4 separate regions of the Homo sapiens genome follow, and all the other regions are linked to region 3. Evidence: chromatin contacts called from ENCODE Hi-C or POLR2A ChIA-PET data. All regions are on one chromosome and are shown on one strand. Each heading gives the region's core, a stretch centred on a gene start or an enhancer-like site at or near the end of the contact. The rest is flanking DNA. Distances are from core to core; before and after follow the strand shown. Region 1 holds the start of NBEAL1 (neurobeachin like 1). Region 2 has its middle 32 kb from the start of CD28. Region 3 holds the start of ABI2 (abl interactor 2). Region 4 overlaps CARF (calcium responsive transcription factor).

The links. Hi-C counts contacts between places; a loop is a spot of excess contacts on that map. ChIA-PET counts read pairs that join two places held with the same protein, here RNA polymerase II (POLR2A). Pooled maps may share reads with other maps.
Region 1: a map of dorsolateral prefrontal cortex shows a loop between it and region 3 (3-fold over the local background). The contact joins the promoter of NBEAL1 here to the promoter of ABI2 in region 3. A Hi-C loop is called at or near these places in 6 of 168 maps with a recorded cell type or tissue (B cell, dorsolateral prefrontal cortex, naive thymus-derived CD4-positive, alpha-beta T cell and 1 more), 7 of 37 single-sample maps with no recorded cell type and 18 of 50 pooled maps. POLR2A ChIA-PET finds 5 or more read pairs at or near these places in 2 of 52 experiments (WTC11 and activated T-cell).
Region 2: a pooled map shows a loop between it and region 3 (5-fold over the local background). The contact joins the enhancer-like site here to the promoter of ABI2 in region 3. A Hi-C loop is called at or near these places in 2 of 168 maps with a recorded cell type or tissue (chondrocyte and endothelial cell of umbilical vein), 1 of 37 single-sample maps with no recorded cell type and 4 of 50 pooled maps.
Region 4: a loop to region 3 is called in a pooled map, with 4 times the contacts of the local background. The contact joins the enhancer-like site here to the promoter of ABI2 in region 3. A Hi-C loop is called at or near these places in 2 of 50 pooled maps. POLR2A ChIA-PET finds 5 or more read pairs at or near these places in 2 of 52 experiments (GM10248 and H1).

Annotation. Positions count from the first base shown.
Region 1 is chr2:203,012,890-203,016,298 of GRCh38, forward strand. It overlaps NBEAL1 (neurobeachin like 1), which reads left to right and starts at 1,986. Exons shown (of 56, transcript NM_001378026.1): 1 at 1,986-2,093; 2 at 3,267-3,409. RefSeq lists an enhancer at 1,666-2,219 and a silencer at 1,858-2,087.
Region 2 is chr2:203,672,712-203,676,507 of GRCh38, forward strand. No RefSeq gene overlaps it. Among named protein-coding and RNA genes, the nearest start is that of CD28, 32 kb to the right of the region's middle. Within about 2 kb of position 1,385, at least 4 of the 41 ENCODE cell types and tissues checked have a DNase peak (open chromatin) inside an H3K27ac peak, as active enhancers do.
Region 3 is chr2:203,327,021-203,330,643 of GRCh38, forward strand. ABI2 (abl interactor 2) reads left to right here and starts at 1,374. Exons shown (of 12, transcript NM_001375670.1): 1 at 1,374-1,611. The coding sequence starts at 1,495. RefSeq lists an enhancer at 261-1,231 and silencers at 1,033-1,372, 1,129-1,316, 1,593-1,942.
Region 4 is chr2:202,964,217-202,967,592 of GRCh38, forward strand. It overlaps CARF (calcium responsive transcription factor), which reads left to right. Exons shown (of 17, transcript NM_024744.17): 10 at 2,762-2,882. Among named protein-coding and RNA genes, the nearest start is that of NBEAL1, 49 kb to the right of the region's middle. RefSeq lists an enhancer at 1,848-1,897. Within about 2 kb of position 1,740, at least 2 of the 41 ENCODE cell types and tissues checked have a DNase peak (open chromatin) inside an H3K27ac peak, as active enhancers do.

The DNA.
Region 1 (3,409 bases), core at 736-3,235, 310 kb before region 3:
TTTTTAGCAGAGAAGTGACATCTTACTTCCATGTTAAAAGATCTCTGTGTTTGCTATGTTGAGAATAATCCACGGATTTGGGGTAGAGTCACGGGCAGAGTCAGGGAAACAAGTTGGAAGGCTATTACAATAAACTAGAAAGTATTTTGTATAACTTAAACCATTTTAAAGACAGTAGCCACGGCTAGGTGCAATGGCTGACGCCTGGAGTCCCAGCACTTCAGAAGGCCGAGGCAGGAGGCTCCCTTGAGCCAAGGAGTTCGAGACCAGCCTGGGCGACATACGAAGCCCCTGCCTCTAATTTAAAAAAAAAAAAGGGAAAAGAAATAAAGATAGTGGTTACTACTACTATACCACCATCCATTTAAGGAAGAAAGTGTGGAGAGATGGTTAGGTATATTTTGGAGATATAGCTGAAAAGATTAGATTGGAAGTGAAGTACATGAGGAAGACAGCAAGCACACTTCCTAGGTTCTTGTACTGAGCAAGTACAAGAATAGAGTTGCTAAGTACTAAAATAGGGTATCCCAAAGGAAAAGCATATTTTCCCCCCAAAATTTTGACATATAAATTTCACATGCCTAATGGACAACCAAGGAGAAATGCTGAATGTAAAATGTAATTTCAGGATAAAAAATTGAAGGTGTAATTTGCAAGCAACTACTCTCAATTCTGCCATGGTAGAGTGAAAGCAGCTATAGGCAATACTAAAGGAATGGGCATGGTTGTGTTCCACTAAAATTTTAGGACACTGAAACTTGAATTTGAATTTCGTCTAATTTTCACATCTCAAAATATTGTTCTTTTGATTTTCGTTAAGCAAGTTGCAACCAGAATGGACTGCAAAGCCTATAACATTTATTGTCTGGCTCTTTTTATTTTATTTTTATTTTTTGAGACAGTGTCTCGCTCTGTCGCCCAGGCTGGAGTACAGTGGCGCCATCGGAGCTCACTGCAACCTTCACTCCCAGGTTCAAGCGATTCTCCCACCTTAGCTTCTAAGTAGCTGGAACTACAGGCGTGCACCACCACGCCAAGCTAATTAAAATTTCTTTTGCAGAGACAGGGTCTCATTCTGTTGCCCAGGCTGATCTCCTGGGTTCAAGGGATTCGCCCGCCTAGACCTCCCAAAATTCTGGAATTACAGGCGATAGCCACTGCGCCTCGTCTCTGGCTCTTCACAGGCAATTTGTGGATCCTTGTTACAAATGAAACAAGATGGGACATTAGTTGATCATTTTTGAAGTTGGGTGACGGTATACAGGGTTTCGTTATACTAGTTTACTTTAGAATATACTTGAAATCTTTCACAATAAAAAGTTGTGGAAATGTTTAACAAAGGTGAGTTATCTTACGCGTTTTTCTTTCCTTATACAAAAACCAAATCTCTCTGAAAGTTGTCTATAGTTAGTAAAGCCTTTTGCTTCTTTTCTGAAAAAGAAAAACCCTTTCGAAGTCTTTAGTGGTGGTAAAATAAGCCCTTTGGATATGACACTCGGTGACGACGAAAGCAGGCACAAAAGGAAAAGAGGAGTTTTTGGGGGGTGTCTGTGTGTGTTTTGTCTTTTTACATTACTCTAAATTCCCAGAACCAATCCCGGTTCTACAAATAAGTGAAACAAAATCCCCTTTAACACCGTAGGGTCTCACGCCCTCAGATGACTCACGGAAATGACGCCATCAGCGAAAAGCGGGGCGGGCGTAGACGTCAGCACGTCAGCCCTCCTCCATGTCCAGCTGAGGGAAGGCTCGTTTCAGTGCCGCGGCCGGCGCCCGCCAAGGGATGGGCAGCCAGAGCCTGTCGACTGCGGCTGCGCAGGTATGCTGGGGCGGGGCTTCAGGTCACCCCGCCCATCCCCAGCCTACGCGACCATTGAACAGCTGCCGCCCAACGGCTGGGTAAATCCTCAGCGGCCGAAATGATTAGCCCAGGGGGCAGCCCCGCCCCCTGCTCCTCCCGGCCTCTCGCCCCGCCCCCATGTCCCGCCCGCTCGTCTGCCTGGCTGCGGGGTGACACGGGGCTTCGCCTTGGGAAGGGGTCGAGGGAAGCAGTTAGACGGCTGCCGGGCGGCGGCTGCCGCGCGGCACACAATGTGAGCCCGGTGATGGGGAGCGGGCCGTTGGGAAGAGGGGGCGGCATGGCAAGAAATGGGAGGGCCCCGGTGCTTGGTGGTGGAGGGGCTGCAGAGTGAGGGGCGGCTTTGAGTGGGCTAGGCTGTCAGGGAGTGTTCCGATACTGTAGTGCAGGCTGGGATCGCGGTCGGGAGACGCCGAGTCCGCATTCCTCAGTTCTAGAGCTTCTCTTGGCAGCTCGGCACACCTTAAGTTTGCCTCTGTTTGGGTTGTCTTGGGATGTGAGGAGGAAATTAAAAGATTCCCCCAAACACTTGGATGCTTCTTTGGGAAGTTCCTCGCCGGTGTGTGCGTGCCCACTTCTCTTGGATGGAAAGGTGGAGAGGCCAGGTGGGCGGGTGGACTTCCACTCTCCGAGGATTGTTAGAACAAACGAACTGGGAATTCCTCCCCCGCCCCCACGCCCTGCCCTGCAACACAGCAAACAGTCCCAACTACTCCACCCCCACCCCACCCCAGACGGAGTCTTGCTCTGTCGCCCAGACTGGAGTGCAGTGGCGTGATCTGGGCTCACTGCAGCCTCTGCCTCCCGGGTTCAAGCAATTCTCCTGCCTCAGCCTCCTGAGTAGCTGGGATTACAGGTGCCCGCCACCACGCCCGGCTAATTTTTTGTATTTCTTTAGTAGAGACAGGGGTTCACTGTGTTGGCCAGGCTGGTCTCGAACTCCTGACCTCAGGTGATTCACGCACTTGGGCCTCCCAAAGTGCTGGGATTACAGGCGTGAGCCACCGCGCCTGGCCCCAACAACTTTGAAGAGGAGACCAGAACAAGAACATTCTAAGAGCTTTGATGTATTTGAAATGTCTGAGATGTGGGCCTTTTCCTTGTATCTGTACAAAAGGTATGAGTGGGAAGGGAGTCTTGCTCCTTATTCTCACTGGACGCATTCTTGGTTATGAACATGTACCCATCTCTAGGAGTCTGTCTGCCCTAGAGGATTCTATGGTGGACATACTGTGTTAGCTGTGATGTTTTCCTGAAACACAAGTTTCTATGAAATCTAATCAGTCCATGTGAAAGTATAGCGGGTTGTTTGTGGGAAGTGAAGAAGATACATCTTTAGTTTTTGATAAGTCTAGATTTTTTAGTATGGCCTCTTTTTCTAACCTGTGGATGTTTTTCTCTTTCACAGATTTATTTAATTGCCCAACTACCACTGATGAAGATATATTGGAGTGACTGCTGAAATTGCCTTTTTGTTTTTAACCAGAGGACAGTCCATTTGTTTCACTTCTTTTTGCTTTCTTTACTGCTATGAGCTTTACTGAACGGCTG
Region 2 (3,796 bases), core at 135-2,634, 350 kb after region 3:
TGATGGTGTACAACATGATGTTTTGATATATGTATACATTGTGGAATGGCAAAAGCAGGATAATTGACATATAAATTCCCTCACATACTTATCTTTTTTTCTTTTTTCTTTTTTTTATGGTGAGAACTTTGGTCTATTTTTCTGGTGAATAATATGTAGCAGGACTGGTACCAGAACCAGGTCATCCAGAGATGTTCTGTCTGCTGCCATCAACTCGGGACCTCAGAAGGTGGTACTCCTCCCCTAAAGGTGAATTATTTTAGCTAAAAAAAAACAAAGAGAAATCCTTATTTCTAGATGAAATAAGAATCAACAGGAAATTCCAGGAGATTTCAGTTACATCAGTTGTTACAGTTGGTACATAATGATGTAACATCTGTTCCAAAGAAAACAGCAAGTATGTATTTAATACACTTTTACGAAGTCCCCATGTTTTCTTTTCTTTTCTTTTTTCTTTTCTTTCCTTTTTTTTTTTTTTTTTTTTTTTGAGGGTTGCAAGGTTTATTGTGAAGAGTGAAAGAACAAAGCTTCCACAGCGTGGAATGGGACCCGAGTGGGTTACAGCTGCTGGCTGGGGTTGCCAGCTTTCATTCCCTTATTGGCCCCTCCCATGTTCTGTTTTCATCCTATCAGAATGCCCTTTTTTCAATCCTCCCTGCGATTGGCTACTTTTAGGATCCTGCTGATTGGTGCATTTTACAGACCGCTGACTGGTGCGTTGTACAGAGTGCTGATTGGTGCATTTTACAATCCTCTTGCTAGCTACAGAGTGCTGATTGGTGCGTTTTACAATCCTCTTGTAAGACAGGAAAGTTCTCCAAGTCCCCACTCGACCAAGGAAGTCCTGCTGGCTTCACCTCTCAATCCCCGCTCTAAACAAGACATCCCAGCTGAAAAGTCCCCATATTTTCTTTTAGTAATCATTTTAATGTGTGTGTGTGAGAAAAGGACACTATTAAAAGAAACTTTTAAACTTTTCTTTTCTAGTCCTATGTCTACTTTTAGCCAATATTTGTGAGCATCAACCATATCCCTCCTCAGTAATTATATTTTATTTTTTCCTCCCAGGTCATGTGAAAGACTGTGTATAATTCAGAAGAGATATTTCTACAGTGAAAAAAAATACCCCATATTTAAATCAATTCAAGTTTCTTCTTGACATCTAGGCTGTATCTAGGACACATCTGGACATCTGGAAACATCCAAATTTGACTGACTTTTCCAGTTTTCAGCAGAACATTTAGTAAATAAAAGAATAAGAAACTTGTACTAATCATATATTTTTTTGAAAGTCAACAGCATTTCAGTGGGGCTGATGTCCTCATGGCCTGGCCTTTATTTCTTGCCTCATGTCAGACTTAACCCATGTTGGTGGAGGAGGCTGACATTCAAAGGGTGTGGTTTTTGAGGTTGCCACATGCCTTGCCATGACTTAAAATATCTCTCTCTGGCTGCCAGATGGCCTGGGGAAGCACCAGACACAGGCTCCATTGACCTCAGAACTTGTTGCTTTAGGACTGGAAGCTCTTTCAGGGTCTTTCTTAAATTTCTGTTTCTAAATATCTGAAGCACATCAAGCCTTAAACTGGGGTTTTGTGCTGCTCCTCCTCGCTTTCCTGAAAGCAAAGGGTAAGAATTAATTTCGGGCACAGATAGTAAATGCTGACTTTTCATTGTTCCCTTGAGAACACTTCACTCTCCAAGAGAAAGTCTCCCTTCTTCAGCCCAAATCTTGTGGAAACTGTGCATATGAGGTGTGGAGAAACCCCATGGGAAAACTGGGAGTCTACAAACAGGCCTAGTCTTTGAGGATGCTCGGCAGGGGTGGAGGAAGACGCCTCAGGTATCTCTTCAGGTCCAATTCCCTACTGGATGTAGATATACAAAATGTAATTTACTTCCAGTTATTGAATGATAATGTCTTGAAACATTAGAAAAATAGTCATCTTGAAGGAAAAGGCAAAGAAGATTATTTGGAGAGGAGAAGTTTTTTTTCTGTTTGTAGAGTGGAAAAGTGAGATAAATTGGTTTGAAAAAAGAAAAGTAAATACATTGCAAGGGAAACTTTATTCATTAAACATTTATTGAGCACCTACTAAGTGCCAGAGACAGTTCTAGTCTCTGGAGATACAATAGTTAGCGGACTAGACAAACATGTTCTTTGGCCTTATGGACTTCTCAGTCAAGTGAAAGGGCATGGAGGGGACCTAACCCAGCGGGTGTGTGCAGCAAGGGATCAGAGGAGATTTCTCTGAAGGAGTTATATTTAAACAAAGACCTGAATAGAGTTAGATGGACAAAGCCCCCAGTTTAGTTTGGCTTCATTTTCAATGATCCCATTACAAAGCAAAACCAAACAAAAATTCAGTTCTAAGTCCTTTATTTTTTTCTACTTTAGACGGTTGCCTGCCTGAGATACAACTCTGATTTCAACAAGAGACAATTGGATTGCTATTTTTCTCTCTCCTTTGACTTGATATTTATTATTTCTCATCTCTCACTGTGTTATGACTTATTGGTTTATGTCTGTCTCTCTCTGTAGACTATGAGTCACTAAAAGCCAGGGACTGTCTTAATAGTCTTTGTTCAGGCACCACATAGCTCTAGGATGAATAAATAAAGGAATCAAGATGAATGAATAAAAATAACAGTTGTTTTCACAGCATCATTTTGCATCGAGAAAAGTGTCATATCAAACTATTCTTCCCATCCAATCTCTTTAATTGCACAACTAACCGAATCTCCCATCCAGTCTATTCAATAACACTAATGCATTGAGCGTCTACCATGTACAGGCCACATGTTTGTCATGGGGATGTAATGGTGAGCACAATAGACAAGGCATTGGCTCTTGTGGAGTGTACAGTCTGATGGAGGAAGACAAACTTTATATAAATAATCACTCAAATACTTGATTCCTAATTCTATCAAAAGAAACAATGTAGGTAAAAATACTGAAATAAAAGATTTGAGTTGAAAATGGCAGGAAAATTTAAAGTTTTGCCAAGTTTTTGGATGCCTATAAGAAATGTGTCTTATGCTTGCTTCCTCTTTTCCCTTCTAGCTTCTTGCAGTAATTGAGTTTGTAAAATCAAGATGCATAATTTCTACAGGGAAAAGCAAATAAATTGCATTCATTCTAGGTATTTTAGCTGCCTAGGTTGGCCCAACTGTTAATAGCAAAACCCATTTTTTGGGCAAACACCAGCTAATCATTAGTGGTACTTTGATTTTCCCCAAAGTTGTTTTCTCGTCATCCTGATAACTATCACGCAAGTCAGAATCCAATTTTGCACGGAAGTTTTAGAGCTCTAATTACCATCGTCTATAATCAGGGGTGTTATTCCTGCACATTAAGAGTATGAGAGGATATACCAGGAAAGGGAAATGGAAGAATGAAAACAAACAAACAAACCAGAGAAGCAAATGAGATGACAGATGGATATAGAGATAGAAAATAAGAGTAACAAAAATTTGCACTGCTCTCCAAATGTCAGAAAGACTACTCTTAGAAGCTTATGAAATAATTATACACAGAACAGGATACACATTTTTTTTTTGGCTCCAGATCTAAGAAAATAACTCTTTGGTATTAGAAGATGAACATTGAAGGAACAAACTGACCTCCTTAATATAGTAGGACAATAAACTACTATTAAGTTGATATTTCATAGTTCCCTTTGAAATTTTTGGATATAAATCAGGATTCCTCTTCCCCACCCAATGTTCTTTCCCTTTCTTTCCATATTTTTCTCATTTTTGATTTTTTTTCTTTTTTCTGAATGCTATCGTGGAT
Region 3 (3,623 bases), core at 124-2,623:
GATGGTCTCGATCTCCTGACCTCGTGATCCGCCCGCCTCGGCCTCCCAAAGTGCTGGGATTACAGGCGTGAACCACCGCGCCCGTCCTAAAGTGATTTTTTTTTGAAAGTATAAGTTTCCTCATCATCTGAATGAAAAAAATTCACTGTAGGAGGGCCAAGAGATCACCAGATTAAGAAAAGTGTTGAAACAATGGATCTTGTTCTAACTACACAAGTCTAAGATGGTACTGCCTGGAATCAACTTTGATTTTCCACAGCACAAATAAAGGTCATGGCTTCATATCTCAGCAATGGTCAGGAGTTTTAGTTTTTCCAGATTACATTGTGTGGGGTAGTCTGATTTAGGAAAACAAGACACAGTATCTGGAGAATAAAAACAGAATTATAACTCTGCAAGAGGAAAATTATCTGCCTTGAATTTTTGTAGCACTTAATGTTTTTTCAAGGTATTTTCACAATAAACGTTGATTTTATCTATGTAACAGCCCTGTGAAGAAGGCAATTACTACTAGCAAAATCGTTTTCAAAATTTTAAATACTGAATCCATGAATAGGAAAAAGGACAGCGAAGTTGATAGCATTAGAGAAATGACAGAAAAGGTTATGAGTGAGGAAGCGAATCATAGAAATGGCAAACATAAAAAGCTGAGGCCCACGGCACCGCAAACCAGGAGAGAAAGGGGCTAATCTGGCAGGGGAGAACAGCGTTAGTGGGGAAGTGCAAAGAGGCAGGGGCGCAGGAAAGCTGGGGTTAGGAAACTGCAATTCACTGCAACAAAGAGGATGAGGTCAAATCTGAGAAAAATGAAGTCAGGTGGCATTGAAAGCTGCGTGGAAGTTTTATTCCTGCCCTGTTGAGGTGTGATCTTTCACAGAGGAGGGTCCCAAGAGTGGAGGCTGTGCCCTCCTTCGGCCTCCCGTCAGCAGCAGAGGGAGAAAAGCCTCGAGAAGTTCCCTAGGCCGATGACCTCCATGGGGACGGAGCCGAGATGAGTCCCGGAGGGAGCCGGCAGGAAGCCAGCTGAGCAGGGTGGTGTGTTCCCGCCGGGCTAACAAAGGCCGCCGGGAGGTGGGGGCTTCTCCAGCCGCTCCAGCGGCGGGCGGGCGGCGGAAGGGTTAACTGCACCACCAACTCCCGCGCGCATCCCGGCCCCTACCCCCGCCGTCGCTAGGAGACGCCGGAAGTGGGGGAGGGGCCGGCGGCGCGGGCGAGGGTGGGAATCTTTTTCGGGCTCCCGGGGGCGGAGGGAAGGGAGCGCGCGTGCGCGCGCCCGGCCGGCCGTCGCCGCGGTGACCGTCCTCGGAGTCCGTCGGCTCGCGCCCCGCCCCCGTCGCCCCCTCCCCTGTCGCGCGCTGGGGCTGTTTCTCGCTCCTTCCGAGTTACCGCCGCCGTCGCCGCCGCTCCTCCTCTCCCGGTCCTGGGTTTCCTTGGCGCTGCGGCCGCCGCTCCCTCTGCGACCTGTATGAGGAGGAGGAGGAGGAGGATGTGAAGATGGCGGAGCTGCAGATGCTGCTGGAAGAGGAAATCCCGGGGGGCCGCCGGGCCCTCTTCGACAGCTACACAAATCTGGAACGGGTGGCCGATTACTGCGAGAACAACTACATACAGGTGCGAAGCATCCCCAGCTGGGCCGCGTCGGGGACCCCCCCGCCGGGGGCCGCGCGCCTCGGGGCGTGGGGCCGAGGCCGCCTCGGGGACACGGCCCAGCGGAGCCCCCGATGGGGGTGGGGAGCTGGGTGAGGGCTGGGGCTGGTGAATGGGTGGGAATTCTCCGGCTGGAGAAACTGCATTTTAAAAACCTTTAAAAAAGCGGTGAAGCAGTTCTCGGCGTGGTGCGTGTGTCGCGTCCCGCCTCCTCGCCGCTCCCGCCCTCGGCCGCCCCCGCACTCCGCGCCGGTCAGCGTTCCGGATGGCGGAGGGGGCGGAGAGTGGCATTTTCTGTTTGACGGAATCCTGCTCCCCACCTTAGGGTAGGGGTGTCGCGGGTGTTGACGGGTTACCTCCATCCCCCAAATTCTGGATGATTTTTAAGGGGTTATCTTGCTGCAGAGTGAAGTGCTTCAGGCTTCAGTTTTCTGTTCCTGTGAATGCTTCAGAAACCCTTTCTTAATATTTTATGTTCTAAAGGGGATACGGTAGAAGAGCAGCAGTTTCTTGTTGGAAGTTAATGCCATTTTTTTCCCTATGGAGAAGGATGATGAGCTGATTCCCCCCTCCCTCCTAGTTCTGTTAGAATAGGCAGTTTTCCTGGGGGTGGGAGGAGGACAGACTATGACTGTTTCTTAGAGAGAATTGGGAAGATGAACCTCCTGGTTTAATTTTTTTTTTTTTTTTTTTTTTTTACCGTGATGGATCGTTTGGCTCAAGGGCTGATAGTGGTAGGGGCGTGTGTATGGAGGCGGGGGATACCGGATGGTATGAGATCCAGCTGCTCCTGGATGAAGCAAAATATTCTGTGGATTAAAAAAATCCTTCTTTAAAAATTACTTGAAAGGATAGCAGGTTAAAAGGCACAGTTTGCAAAATCTAAAATCTTTTGCTTTTTTTTTTATGGTTATTTTGAATTATGGGTTCTGCCTCCATTTTTTTTCTTTCCCGTTTAAATTCTCTTGGGATAAAGATGGAAATGGAAGCAATATGTTAAACTGTTTCTTCACAGTCTTTTTTTTTTTCCTTTTTTCTTGCTCCCACCTCCATCTCTCCAGGGATCCTTCTTTTTTCTTTTCTTTTTGAGACACAACCTCGTTCTGTAGTCCAGGTTGGAGTGCAGTGGCGCGATCTCGGCTCACTGAAACCTCGGCCTCCTAGGTTTGAGCAATTCTCATGCTTCAGCTTCCCGAGTAGCTGGGACTACAGGCGCCCGCCACCACAGCCGGCTAATTTTTGTATTTTTAGTAAAGATGGGGTTTCACCATGTTGACCAGACTGGTCTCGAACTCCTGACTTCAAGTCATCCACCCACCTCGGCCTCCCAAAGTGCTGGGATTATAGGCGTGAGGCACCTTTCTTAACATTAGCTATATAGGAAAGCATTTTCATGTCTTAGTGTAAATTTTAAAAAACAGGTGTTACAATTTTATAGGTTCATAAATTTTGTAATGGCCACATTGTTGATCGCGGAAGTGAGATTTTGTTTGATTAGACATACTGTTATCTTGTAGACAACATTTGTATTTGAGAATGACCCGAACCACTGTATAAACCTGTTCCTTCGAAAGAGGCAGTTGACTATGGCTACTAGGAAAGGAATGTAGGCAAGATTAATACAAAAAAATACAAATGTCCACTTGTAATGTACTTTGCTGATACAAGTGGGGTAGAAAAGATTCAGAGGTTCAGGCCTGGGCGATAAGAGTGAGACTACATATCAAAAAAAAAAAAAAAAAAAGATTCACTTGCTCAATTTTTCGCTAAAATTGAAAGTCTTTTATGGCCTAGAACTGTGTGAGGGGTGGATGGTACATACCTAGTAGGAGAGGCTGATCTTGGAGGAAATTAATACCATGTAGTTAATTTATACTCTGTAGTGCACTGCTGGTACCAAGGAGGACTGGAGGAAGCAATGCTGTTCTGAGGGATTTCACAATCTCTAGTAGAGGCAAAACCTAAAGGAATGAAGT
Region 4 (3,376 bases), core at 490-2,989, 360 kb before region 3:
TTTCATTTCCCCACTTTTACTTCATGACTTAGCATTGCCAGATGTTTAAAAATCTTTGTTTGTTTGTTTGTTTGTTTTTTTGAGTCGGGGTCTCACTCTGTCACCCAGGCTGGAGTACAGTGGTGTGATCTCAGCTCACTGCAATCTCAATCTCCTTGGCTCAAGAGATCCTCCTGCCTCAGCTTCATGAGTAGCTGGGACTACAGGTATATGCCACCATGCTCAGCTAATTTTTGTATTTTTTTGGAGAGATGAGGTTTTGCCATGTTGCCTCGGCTGGTCTCAAACTCCTACACTCAAGCAATCTGCCCACTTCAGCCTCCCAAAGTGCTGGTATTACAGGCATGAGCCACTGTGCCCACACCTTAAAAAGGTTTTTTAAAGCCTTAAAAAACCTTTACATTATGGAAATTTTTACATGTGAATCAAAGTAGAGATAATAATATAAGAAACCCCATGACTCTAGGTATCTATCTTCCAGCTTCAACAACTATCAGTATATGGTCAATCTTGTCTCATACCCCTTACACTTCCTCATTCCCTAGATGGTTTTATAGCACATTTCAGATATATCATTCCATCTGTAATTACTAAAGTATATGGTGTATACTAAAGTATATATCTCTAAAAGATAAGGACTCCTTATATATATATATACATATATGTGTATATATATATATATATACACACACACACATACATATATGAGAATCCTGTGATCACACTTAATAAGAAAATTAACAGTAACTTTGTAATGTTATAAAATGTTCAGCATTTACATTTTCCCACTTACCTCACAGGTTTTTTTTCCTCTCCTCAAAGGTTGTTGAAATTCAAATCCAAACAGGGTCCACAGACTGCATTTAGTTAATAAATCTCTTAAACTTCTTTTCATTTGAAGATTTCTCTCCTCTTCTAGGTAGTTTGTTCTGTAATATTTGCCATATTCTGGGTTTTGCTTATTCCATCTGTGTGATGTAGTTTTTGTTCTTTATCTCTTGTATTTTCTGTAAACAGGTCTAGAGCCTTGATTAAATGCAGATTTGATTTTTGCAAGAATACCTCCTCGGTGTGCTGTGTACTTATTGCCATCTGTATGTGTCTCTCTGTTTGTGGTGTTCAGATTGATCAGTGGATTCAGTTTTTATAGAGTATTATGGAATGTTTTTATTTTTGCCATTCCAAGGAGTATGAAATAGTATTTTACTATTGTTTTAATTTGCATTTCCCTGTTTACTTAAAGTTGAACATCTTTTTCTTTGTTCATTTACTACCTTTTTTTTCTTTCTGACTTGGCTATTCATAGCCTTTGCACATTTTTCTGAGTGGTTGTTTATTAATTATTTATGATTGTTTGTAGTCTACATAGTAATTCTACATGGGCAATTACTATGTTATATATCTTATAAAATGCTATTTCTCACACTATTACTTTTATATTTACTTATGGTGTCTTTTAAACAGAAGTTTTTATATTTTAATGTCAGCTTTATTAACATTTGTATTAGTAATTGGTGTTTTTATTTTATATTTTAAAAGTTTGTTGTATCCTACAGTAGTGTAAGATATTCAACTTAAAATCTTAAGTTATATAATTTTCACATCTACTTATTTGTATTATCTATTGCTGTGTAACAAATTATCCCAAACGTAGTGGCTGAAAACGACAAACGTTAATTATCTCACAGTTTCTGTGAGTCAGGAATCCAAGAGTGACTCAGCAAAGTGGTTCTGCTGCAGTTGTCTCATGACTTGACTGAGGGAGGGTCTACTTTCAGATTCACTCTTGTGGCTGTCAGCAGGCCTTATTCCTTGCCACGTGGGCCTTTCCACAGAGCTCCCTTACCACTTGGCAGATGATTACCTCCAGAGAGAGCAATTCAAGCAAGAGTAAGAGAGAGTACCCAAATGATAGTTACAGTCTTTTTGCAGCCTAATATCAAAAATTACTTCCTACCACTTTGGCCATATTTATTAAACGTAAGTTAGTAAGTCTAGCCCATATTCAAGGGGAGGGGATTACTCAAGGACATGAATGCTAGAAGGCATGGATTACTGGGGGCCATCTTAGGGCTGGCTGCTGTATTAACAGCCCAAATAAAAACAAGAAAATAATTATAAAAGGAAATAAAAATTTAAATGATACCAATATTTATTAACCAAATGTAACATTTGCTCACTATTTATAAAATGGTATAAAAACCATATGTCAGGTGGGATGCAGTGGCTCATGCCTCTAAATCACAGCCCTTTGGGAGGCCAAGGCAGGCGGTTCACTTGAGTTTAGGAGTTCAAAACCAGCCTGGACAACAAGACAAAACTCTGTCTACTAAAAATACAAAAATTAGCCTGGCGTGGTGGCACACGCCTATAGTCCCAGCTACTTGGGAGGCTGAGGCAGGAGAACTGCTTGAACCCAGGAGGTGGAGGTTGCAGTGAGCCAAGATTGCGCCACTGTGCTCCAGCCTGGGTGACAGAGTGAGACTCCGTCTCAAAAAAAAAAAAATTATATGCCAGTAGACACTCAGTAAATGTGATATTCACTAATTTTCTTACCATAATTATGGTACCTTTGGTAAATTTTAAAATAAACTTTTAAATTTATATGTTTGTATATGTAAGTAAGACTTACTAATGTTTTCTTTCCTTAAAGCTGTATATTTGAAAGATTTTGACATTGCCACCACCAAGTTACTTTTAATCTAGTGTCTAGAATAGATGGACACTTGAATTAATATCAATAGTTGGTTTTGGCCCACAGGGAGTAGAGCTGTGGTAATGGAGTGTCAGTATGGGCCAAGAAGAAAAGGTTTCCAGTTAAAAAAAGTCAGTGAGCAGGAAAGCAGGTCTTGTCAGCTCTACAAAGCCACTTGTCCAGCTCGGTAAGCTTTATTTTCTTTTATTTGTTTTCTATTAAGAACTTATTTTTGAATAGCTAATACACATATTTTTATTAGGTTTATACAGTACCAAAAAGTATACAGTGAATTCTAAGTTTTCTCTTACCCACATTTGTTCTGTCTTTAAAGCAACAACTCTTACTAGTTTTTTGAGTCATCTTCCAAAGATATTCTGTGTATATGGATGCATATAAAGGCAGAGAGACAGAGATCTCCTTCTTTACCCCTATAAATGTTGTTGAAAATCTCAGTAAAGCTCACTAATATTTTCTTTCCTTAAACTTACATAGTAGTGTACCTTTTTTCTTGATATGAATTCACATAGATTTATTCTCAATCTGAATGCCTATTGTGGTTATCTGCTGCACAGATATGTTACATACTAGTGTGAATGTAATGACATACTTTCCTTTTTTTCATTCTCAGTGTATCTCAAAGCTGACTCCATAGATGTACATAAAAGTACTATTTTTTAA